Regions from separate parts of the Homo sapiens genome. Here region 1 is linked to region 2. Evidence: read pairs that join two places in POLR2A ChIA-PET (ENCODE). Cell type or tissue: PC-9. All regions are shown on one strand. Each heading gives the region's core, and the rest is flanking DNA. Links, peaks and the distances in the headings are about the cores only.

Region 1 (5,388 bases), core at 187-5,186, 440 kb after region 2:
GCAGAGAGCCAACTCTGGCAAGTAATGACCGTCTTTCTCCCTCCCTTTCTCCCTCTCAAACAAGAGTTTTTTGTTTGTTTGTTTCTTTGTTTTGTTTTGTTTTTGTTGTTGTTTGTTTGTTTGTCTGTCTGTTTTTGAGACAGAGTTTCGCTCTTATCTCCCAGGCTGGAGTGCAATGGCACAATCTCAGCTAACTGCAACCTCTGCCTCCCGGATTCAATCGATTCTCCTGCCTCAACCTTTGGAGTAGCTGGGATTACAGGCATCTGCCACCACACCCAGCTAAATTTTGTATTTTTAGTAGAGACGGGATTTCACCATGTTGGCCAGGCTGGTCTCAAACTCCTGACCTCAGATGATCCACCTGCCTTGGCCTCCCAAAGTGCTGGGATTACAGGCGTGAGCCACCACACCTGTAATCCCAAACAGAGGGGATTACACCACACCTGTAAAGCCCAAACAGAGGTTTTTAAAGATCTAAGTTCTAATCTCAAAATCTGCTTTTGATGCACAATGAGAAAGCATGTAGATGCTCGTTTACTCATTTGTGTGTCATTTACTTATCTTCCAACACTTTTTCCTTGGCCTAATCCACATTGTCGGCATTCCTCTCCACTTGGCTGCCTTTGAGAGCTTATCACTCTCTCCCTTGATCACCACTGTCTTTGTTCTGGCAGAAGCTCATGACCTCTCATCTGGATTCTTTCTGAAGCATTTGGCACTCTGTTGAGGTAGATGGAGTAGGTTTCACTATTCCTAATTTCTTCCAAATGAAGAATGTGAAGCTTAGGGAGGCAGAATGACTTGCCCAAGGTCATAGCTGGTAAATGGTAGGGTAGCAATGTTGAAAGGTGCTTGGCTGTGTATTGGCTGTCTAATGTTACCAAAGTCCCTTTCCACTGCTAACCAGACCTCTTGATGGGAAATGAATTTGCTGATGATAGTTTGGGAGAAGTTTTCTAACTTCTCAAAAATTGTGGTAATTATTATTATTATTATTATTATTATTTGAGACAGAATCTTGGTCTGTTGGCAGGCTGGAGTGCAGTGGCATGATCTCGACTCACTGCAACCTCTGCCTGCCAGGTTCAAGTGATTCCCCTGCCTCAACCTCCAGAGTAGCCTGGGATTACAGGTGCCCGCCACCACATCCAGCTAATTTTTTATATATTTTAGCAGAGATGGGGTTTCACCATGTTGACCAGGATAGTCTGAATCTCCTGACCTCATGATCCACCAGCCTCGGCCTCCCAAAGTGCTGGGATTACAGGCATGAGCCACCGCGCCTGGCCAAATTGTGGTAATTTATAATCTACTACTACAGAGTGCTAAGCATAGAGGGTAGGGATGGGAGAAGAAGAGATAGAAAACGAGAAGGGGTGACTATAAGGTGAACGCCCTCATTCTTAGTATCTGGGTAAATACGCTGGGATTTCCAAATGAAATTTCTCTATAAATCCAGCCCCTGTCCCATCCCCACTATCATGAAGATCTCTATTTCTATATTCCCAGGGTAGACACATTGGAATTATCTTTTATTCTCCCCTCTCTCACCCATCCCTTTACTCTGCCCCCTGCCATCTAGTTATTGCCAAATTCTCAGGATTATAAACCAGCAATGCCTCTTCTGTCCACTTCCTTCTTGCCATCCCCTCTGCCACTGACTGCTCTTCTTCCATTTTATATTTTGGTAGCTGCCCAAAGGTCCACCTTCCTTATCTCTGTTCCTCCCTCCTTCCTTCCTGTAATGCTGCTAAACAAATCTTTTTAAAATATGTAGCTAATAATTCCACTGCCCAGAAAAGTTCAGTGGCTCTGCCATGACTTCACAGCAGAGTGTGTCTCCTGCCCTTTCCTGCTTTGTTGCCCTTGTTCACGCTGTGCCCTTCAAAGGGAATCCCCTTCCCCTACTGCCACTCAATATCCAAATCATATGCAACTTTCAACATTGAGCATGAATGGTTCTTTATCCATAAAATCTTCTTTGATACCTTCCCACCACACCTAAGCTGGAAACAATTCTTCCTCTTCCTCTTAGACTCTCCAAAATCTTTTTATTTTTTTTTTTGAGAAAGAGTCTTGCTCTTTCACCCAGTCTGGAGTGCAGTGGTGCCATCTCAGCTCACTGCAACCTCCGCTTCCTAGGTTCGAGCAATTCTCCTGCCTCAGCCTCCCCAGTAGCTGAGACTACAGGTGTATGCCATCATGCCCGGCTAATTTTTGTATTTTTAGTGGAGACAGAGTTTCACCATGTTGGCCAGGCCTGTCTTGAGCTCCTGACCTCAGGTGATCCGCCCGCCTTGGCCTCCCAAAGTGCTGGGATTACAGGCATGAGCCAACACTCCCGGCCCAAAATTTTATTTTTCTACTTGTAACTGTATATTTAGTTGCCTAATTGTTTGGCTATGGTCTACTTCCATCAAGTCCTGTGTAAGTTCCATAATGACATTGACCATGTCTTTTTTGGTCACAGTTGTATGACTAGGACATAGTGTCTGTGACCAGTATAATCATGAGTTTTGTGTCCAAACAAAGCTCATAAGGGGAATTCAGAATATCTTGAAAACCTGCTAAAATGATTCCAATAGTAATGCTTTTTTACCCCCACCTCTTCAGCCTGACCCCTGATGAGGGCTACGGTATTCACTTTCTATCTTTCATTAAAGTTATTTGAATGTGGGTGCCTCTCTGCCATCTAGACTAAACTCTTAAAGGACTGGACCTTACCTAATTTATCTGTTTCTCTACCCATCCTGCCACACTACTCATGCCCCGCTAACTTTGACCACATCATGAATTCAGGAAGTAAACAATGAATGAAGTCAATGCTATGCAGGATGACATCTTGTAAATGTAAAAAATGTTGCCTTCCTTTTGGTGTTTTAGTCATGAAGTCCTTGCCTGCGCCTATGTCCTGAATGAACAAGCAACCTACAGAATGGGAGAAAATTTTTGCAATCTACCCATCTGACAGTGGGCTAATATCCAGAATCTACAAAGAACTTAAACAAATTTACAAGAAAAAAACAAACAACCTCATCAAAAAGTGGGCAAAGGATGTGACAGACACTTCTCAAAAGAAGACATTTATGCAGCCGACAGACACATGAAAAAATGCTCATCATCAGTGGTGCAGAGAAATGCAAATCAAACCACAATGAGACACCATCTCACACCAGTTAGCATGGTGATCATTAAAAAGTCAGGAAACAACAGATGCTGAGGAGGATGTGGAGAAATAGGAATGCTTTTACACTCTTGGTGGGAGTATAAACTAGTTCAACCATAGTGGAAGACAGTGTGGCAATTCCTCAAGGATCTAGAACTAGAAATACCATTTGACCCAGTGATCCCATTCCTGGGTATATACCCAAAGGATTATAAATCGTGCTACTATAAAGACACATGCACACGTATGTTCACTGTGGCACTATTCACAATAGCAAAAACTTGTAACCAAACCAAATGTCCACCAATGATAGACTAGATTAAGAAAATGTGGCACATATACACCATGGAATACTGTGCAGCCATAAAAAAGGATGAGTTCATGTCCTTTGCAGGGACATGGATGAAGATGGAAACCATCATTCTGAGCAAACTATCACAAGGACAGAAAACCAAACACCACATGTTCTCACTCATAGGTGGGAACTGAAAAATGAGAACACTGGGACACAGGGCAGGAAACACACGGGGGCCTGTCGTGGGGTAGGGGGCAGGGGGAGGGATAGCATTAAGAGAAATACCGAATGTAAATGACAAGTTAATGGGTGCAGCAAACCAACATGGCACATGTACACCTATGTAACAAACCAGCACGTTGTGCATATGTACTTTAGAACTTAAAGTATAATTAAAAGAAAGAAAGAAAGAAATGTTGCCTTCCTTTGCCTAGAGCAAGCTTGGCTTTGGAATATTTAGACAGTTCAATCCCTTACCTCTGCCAGAGAGAGTCCTTTTGATAAAGAGAATACTTGGTTATATTTTTAAAAAGTTTCAAAGCAAGGGCCAAACATTTCAAAAGGCAAGCAGATGGGCCCTGCAGGTAGCATTCACTGACTAACTAGGATGCTTTCAACTGCCTGTGCTAAAATTGGTGCTAGGGGCTAATGTCCTGCTTGTCTTGCCTCATTAGAAAGTCTTTCTCTTTCTAAGATGTGTTTCAGGGAAAAAAAGAGAAATGAGGGGGAGAGAAAAAGACAGCGTTGGGTTGCCACTGGAGGGAACTGGATCTAGAGATGAAGCATGTAGTTGAAGACCGGACTGATCATTTCACCTTTCATCTCTTTATTACTGCTCCACACTCCCGTGTCAAACGTCAAGCTGCATTTCCTCTGAGGATCCTTCCAAAGAAAAGAGCTTGCCCTTTTTTTTTTCACCGCCCCTCAGCTTCCAAAGGCGTTTCTGATCTCTTTAGCTAGAACTAGCTGAGGAGGGCCACGACCTCTTTCTTTCCTGCCGCTCTGAGGAGGAGCAGAAAGTGGAGTAGGTGATGGGCAGGTGACCTACCTTACAGCAGGAGTGGGGGAGTGCTTTGCCCAAATTAGCATCACAGAGAGGGTTCCCAGGCTTTCCTTCCCACCAGATTCTGGCATCAGTCTGGTGAGCAGCGGTAGTCTAAAGCTGAGGCTGTGGGGATGCAGGACAGAGGTGGAAGTAGTATCGTAGTTAACTTACCGTTCTACACGCTGAGCGAAGACAGGGAGGAGAGCAACACTGTAGCAAGTAACAGTTAAGAGTGGATCATCCTAAATCCACACACAAACATCTACTGAAGCCGTGGTCCAAAGCTGGCTTGGGGTCTTAAAAAACTGGCTTGGAAAGGAGCATTTGTTACCAGTTTTCCTCTAAGAGGATGAGTGAGAATTTATCCATTCACTTGGACAAAGCATAGCTGTAATCTTTGTGCTTCCTTTTGTTGAAAGAACACTGAGTTCAGAGCTGCTTGGCTATTGGCGCATTGATCTCAACCTCATTTTTTCTCTCTCTCTCTCAGAGAATAACACTGAATTAAAAGGCAATTCAAGTCCTGCCAAGAGGGATTGTGATTATCTGATCCAGGGGCCCTGGTCACACTATGAATTATTGGCCACTCTTGACCTTTCTCTGTTAAGACATTGACAAAAAGAAAAGACATCTAGTTTAAAACTGGGACTTAAACGCTGGTCCGTGAAAAAGTGTAGATCATGTTAGATGAACAACAAATATTTCCCCTTCTTCATGAAGAGATGACAAGGGGATGGGAGCAGGAGTTTCTACCTCAACATACCACAGTGCCCACCCTAGAGAAATGACTCCTACCAGCAGATATTGGACCAGGGAAAGGTCCAATGTGTATCTTGGACATTGGACCAGGGAAAGGTCCAATGTGTATCTATGCACTCC
Region 2 (5,388 bases), core at 220-5,219:
CATGTTAGCCAGGATGGTCTCGATCTCCTGACCTTGTGATCCACCCGCCTCGGCCTCCCAAAGTGCTGGGATTACAGGCACGAGCCACTGCACCTGGCCCTTGATTTTTCATTAAGTGTTGCCTTGTTAGATCCTGTATTATTTTTCTTATTCAGCTATAGTTTGAATTATGCCTTTGAAATCGTATACAAATTGTTATTTCTCACAGAGGGGTTTTGTTCCATTAAAAAATTTATGGGGGATGTCCAATAGGGGGATTCTGTAAGATTGGCTTTGAAATATTTTGGTCGCATTAATACAAAAACAGCATCCTCTTTGTCTTACCATAGAAGTACCATGTCAAGATACTGCATTATCTAAGACCCATACAAAGAGAAAGCCTCATGACAAGTGTGCAAATTGCTGGTGAAAATATAGTAACAGAGGTCACAAACTATACTTTCTATGAAAGTAGACACTGACTTTAGAACCAAGATTTTAATGCACACTAAGCAAGGCCTTTTATTGCCAGAAATTGCAGAACAGGGTTCGAGAATTGATGTGCGAGGCTGCAAACATTTATTGTTGTTTTATCCATTGTGAAAAAGGGTATCAGTTTAGCATAAGAATATACATGAGTAAATACAATTTATTTTTAATGAAAAGTTCCATTGCCATGTGAAGAGGGAAATGAGTGGTAGTGGAGACCTCTGTGCTACTCAGTCTCAGGTAAACTGAGTTTGTATTTTTTGGGTTTATCACTCTTTTCTCTTACCAAGATCTTGTACTCTGGAGACAAGGAGATAAAGCACAATGCTACAGCCTTCATGGTAAAGTCAGAGCATGACTATAAAGCAGAATTAACAGGTAGTCAGATTTGGAACTAACAAAGACCTATAAAATTTTTCTTTAAAATCGCTACTTACAGGTCACTGAACTATCAGTCATGCTAACATCCTTTTATTCCTATAGACAGTGGCTCAATGGCACCAGACCAAAAAACAAACAAACAAACAAACACACAAAATAGAGAAGTAGAACCACCACAGTGAGGCTCCATCAATTTATAGGTTTCTTAGACAAATTTTTAAATAACACAGAGCTTTAATATACAGGTGGGGATGATGTATTCCAGCACAGCCATTCTAACTTAATATTTTCCAGGCCAAAAAAAAAGATAAAATGATTAAAATACAACAAGGCTATACAGACTTCTGTTAAACTATCCAGCAACATCCAGCTTACATGAGAAACTGCTTTTTTTAAATTAAAAATAATTATACCTATTCATGTGGTACACAGTGAAATTCCATACATATAATGTATATTGATCAAATCAGGGTAATTAGCACATTCATCATCTCAAATATTTATCATTTCCTTTGTGTTGAAAACATTAACTATCTGCCTTCTAGTTATTTGAAACTACATCACACATTATTGCTAACTATAGTTATCCCACGTGGTATAGAACACTAGAACCTATTCCTACTACCTAGATGTAATTTTGATTCCTTGAGGACTGGACCCAAAGACCTCCAAGGATCCATCTCACTTGATAGTGTTGGGCAGAGGAAAGTTGAAACATGCAGCATTTTATAAAGGATCTGCAATCACTACCATCTGCGGCCTCTCCCAGTTTCTGCCTTGCCTCTCTTCCTACTTTTTATATTCAAATCCAGTCCATCCTGATTCTTCTGGAAGAGGCACAGTTGCTGATAAATGTTATAGTCATGGCCCTCCTTTTCTGCCTTCTCTTTCCTCTTCTTCATCCCAAAGATTTCTAAACTTATTATCCCCAAATTCAAAATATCCCCCCAAAAGAAGGCAGGAAGTCTAATGAAATGTTTGAATCCAATGAACCAATGCATGGATAAAAAGAGAGTAAGCACCTGAAGTGCTGCATGGTGATAACTCGCCCAGCTCAACAGGTCAAACTCCCTCAATCCATGCAATATGATAGATACCTCTAAAACATCGACCGCAAGAGGTCATATTAGAGAGCGTAAAACACTAAGGTTGATCCTCCTTTTGGGACCTGAGGTGGACTAAGCTATGTGTCTTACCAAGAAAAGGAATCACCACGGAATGTTTTTAATCAGACGGTGAGGAGACAAGAAGTCCAGTTCCCTAGTTTATGAATGGAAACCGTGGCACAAGAGAAGTGAAATAGCTTGCCTGCTAAAAATCAAAAAGTGAGTTAGAAGCAGAACTAGGAGAATTCACATGCTCCATCTACCACACCATATCGCCTTCACCATCTTCTTGTTCTTTTATTCTCTCTGTTACAGTCTCAGGGGCTGGGCTTTGATCCACAGGAATTTACGCTAGGATCAGAAGGAGAATGCTAGGGGAGATCCCACGTTAACAATGGCTGTCTTCCCACTTCAGACAGTAAAATAAGCATTAGGTCTTTTCTGAGTGCTCCAAGGTTAGACATAGGTAATAAGCACACTGCAGTTGAGTGGTTTTCACAACACTAGACATGAAGAAGCCTCAGGGCCGTTTCTGGAGTGAGCAAGAAGATGCTCAGCCACGCTCCAGAGCCCAGACTCCTTATTTCAGTCAGAACACCTCAAACTCTGCCATTTTATACATCACACTTCTTATTAAGGTTCACTTGAACAGAGTCCCCAGCTACGGAACACAACTGATGTACTAAAAATGTACTAGGATTTTGCAAAAGAAGACACGACTTTAAGGATTAGATTATTTTGTTTTATTTTTGTAAAAATTAAGAGCAGTCATTTCACATTTCTGGGCCACAATTTCACTATATATCAGGTGGGTTAACAATTAAATCGCAAATGCCAAGTAAAAAAAAGAGACAGTGTATTGCAAATGTGCTTTGTAGCAGTAAAGCTCTTGCAAATCATGAATGTTACCACATGATCCTGTTAGAGACAGGCCCGCAGCTTTATAAAAAGAGGGAAGCTAGATAAAAGGAGGCTGACCTTGGAGAGCCTAAGTAACTTACGGTTGGTGTGATTTTATCCTGAGGGGTTATGGGACTTTCTAGCCCTGACAGTTTTCAGATGAGCTATTAGTTAATTGAGGTTTTGCACTGAGGATAAATAGAGGGATTGTAGAGGAATTTATATTGTGCATGTGTGTTGTTTGTTTCCTGAGATTCCTGGTACTGAGTCATCATTGTGTATATAAGGCAGACAGGAAGACAGAAGGAGGGAATGCATTTGCAGAAACATATCTACGTGCCTTCCTTTCCAGGCTTATCACTTGCCCTACATTTTCTAAGCTCCAACTGGGCTGAACATTTCCAGTTCCTGTAATATATATGCTTAAATGCTCTGAAAAGCCCCCTCTGACCTCTCCAGGAGAATATTGGAGCACCTTCCGCTAGGCATCCATACAGCCTTGTTCATAGATTCATTATCATATTTATCACATATTCTTGTCGTTATGGCTTTACACATCTTTTTCTTACAGTAGAAGTCCCTTGTGGTGTGAGAAAGGGTATAAACTGTGTTCCCCTTGATTGTAATCTGCAGTGTCCTGCATTCAGTAGGGGCTTAACAATTGTTGGTTTGATGAAGTTTACAATAAATAAGTAAATTTTAATAACTGATACAAACTAGCTCACAAGTGACTGTGGATTTCCTCAATTTGTAAGCTGGACTCTGACAAACATCCCAATATGGAAGAGTTAATTGATTGAATAGATCACCAGATGGAATACCAGATAGCTAAACTTTTGTGGAACGAGAATAGATGCCCCTGAATTTCATTAGTCTTCAAATATTGGCCCCTATTTCCAATTTTTTTAAAAATATCGTTACTTACTCAGCTGCCTTCCCTAGATTCCGTAGACTCCCATATGTCTTATTAAATTAAAGGCAAAATCATTAAGGCCAATATAAACTCTGTATGGAACTAGTGAAATGTTACGTTGCTTCTTTTCTTGAGATCTCCTAGAACTGGTCCAGGAGCACTTAGGGACAAGCTCAGACCCACCTCTCTCAAAGGTAATGATACTCCTGCATGTGTTTCCTCCCTATCCAGTCTGATATCCAGTCCTTATCTACCCACTTTCTCTAACTGAGATACAGAGACAGGGATGGAAATGGTGATTAGTAACAGCATGGCATAAATATTATTTAAGACATAAAAACAGATAACAACATAGAAATAATCTGGCAGAGTGGTGAAAAGTATGGGATCCAGAACTAGATTGCCTGGTTTTGAACCTGAACTCTGCCACTTATGAGCTGGTTTGACCTTAGGCAAGTTACTTACCATCTTTATAACTTGGTTTTCTCGTTGGTGAAAATGAGAAGGACCACGTCATCACAGGGTTGTTGTGAGAATTAAGTCAACTTTAATACAGAATATACATGTCTGGCAGATATTAAGTCCTCCACAAATGGAAACAAATACAACATAAAACATTAAAATATGATGTAGTAAAATGTGATACAATGCAATAAAATACAATATAATGGCAGGCTGTACTGTACACAGATGGTCACGACAGTGTCTCTTGCCCACAAACTTGTCTGGAGCCTTACTACAACCCCAACAACAAAGGTGGAGACTAACCCCCTGTCTTTGAGCCCAGGTGGACCTCAATCAACAGTGTATAGTAGAAAGGACACTCTGTGTAAGTTCTAAAACTAAGTCATAACAATGCTGGCATTTCTACCTTTCTCTCTTGTGATACTTGGCCTTGGAACTCATCCACCATGCTGTAAGAAAGCCCTAGGAGCCTGTAGAGGAACTCACATTAAGAGAAACTAAGGTCCTGACACACAACTCTAGTCGCACTTCTAACACCAAACTGCCAGCCATGAGTAAAGCATCTTGAAAGTGAATCCTCTGCACCCAAATCGAGGCACATGGGCTCATTTCACAGAACAGAGTTAAGCTATTTTCATGGAGTACTATCAAAATTGCAGATATGTGAGTAAGGTAGACATTACTAAGCTTTGGGATAATTTATCAAGCAGAAATAAATGGCTGATACAGATACAGATGGAGATAAAATTGTATTTATATGAACCAGTACTTATCCCTTCTGTCAAAAGGGAGTGCTTGTTTTGCCTCAACCTACACATTAATAATTTAAACAAAGCTTACTTTTTTTTCTAAAGGCTTTTATAGCTTACAAAGAATTTTCTTTTTTTTTTTTAATGTTTTTTTTTTTAATTATACTTTAAGTTTTAGGGTACATGTGCACATTGTGCAGGTTAGTTACATATGTATACATGTGCCATGCTGGTACGCTGCACCCACTAACGTGTCATCTAGCATTAGGTATATCTCCCAATGCTATCCCTCCCCCCTCCCCCGACCCCACCACAGTCCCCAGAGTGTGATATTCCCCTTCCTGTGTCCATGTGATCTCATTGTTCAATTCCCACCTATGAGTGAGAATATGCGGTGTTTGGTTTT

What was found. ChIA-PET counts read pairs that join two places held together with the same protein. Peaks named below come from ENCODE experiments on the same cell type or tissue, not always from the same donor. Only the 100,000 strongest peaks of a DNase experiment are listed, where the experiment ranks them.
Region 1: POLR2A ChIA-PET joins it to region 2 with 9 read pairs; 1 of 35 experiments calls an interaction of 5 or more read pairs at or near these places.

What each region holds. Positions count from the first base shown.
Region 1 is chr3:188,106,629-188,112,016 of GRCh38, reverse strand. No RefSeq gene overlaps it. Among named protein-coding and RNA genes, the nearest start is that of LPP-AS2, 45 kb to the left of the region's middle. In PC-9, for the core only: no CTCF peak of the experiment used is centred there; a DNase peak (open chromatin) is centred at 2,806.
Region 2 is chr3:188,545,008-188,550,395 of GRCh38, reverse strand. All of the region lies in intron 6 of LPP (LIM domain containing preferred translocation partner in lipoma), which reads right to left. Among named protein-coding and RNA genes, the nearest start is that of LPP-AS1, 21 kb to the left of the region's middle. In PC-9, for the core only: no CTCF peak of the experiment used is centred there; a DNase peak (open chromatin) is centred at 3,115; H3K27ac peaks cover 826 bases.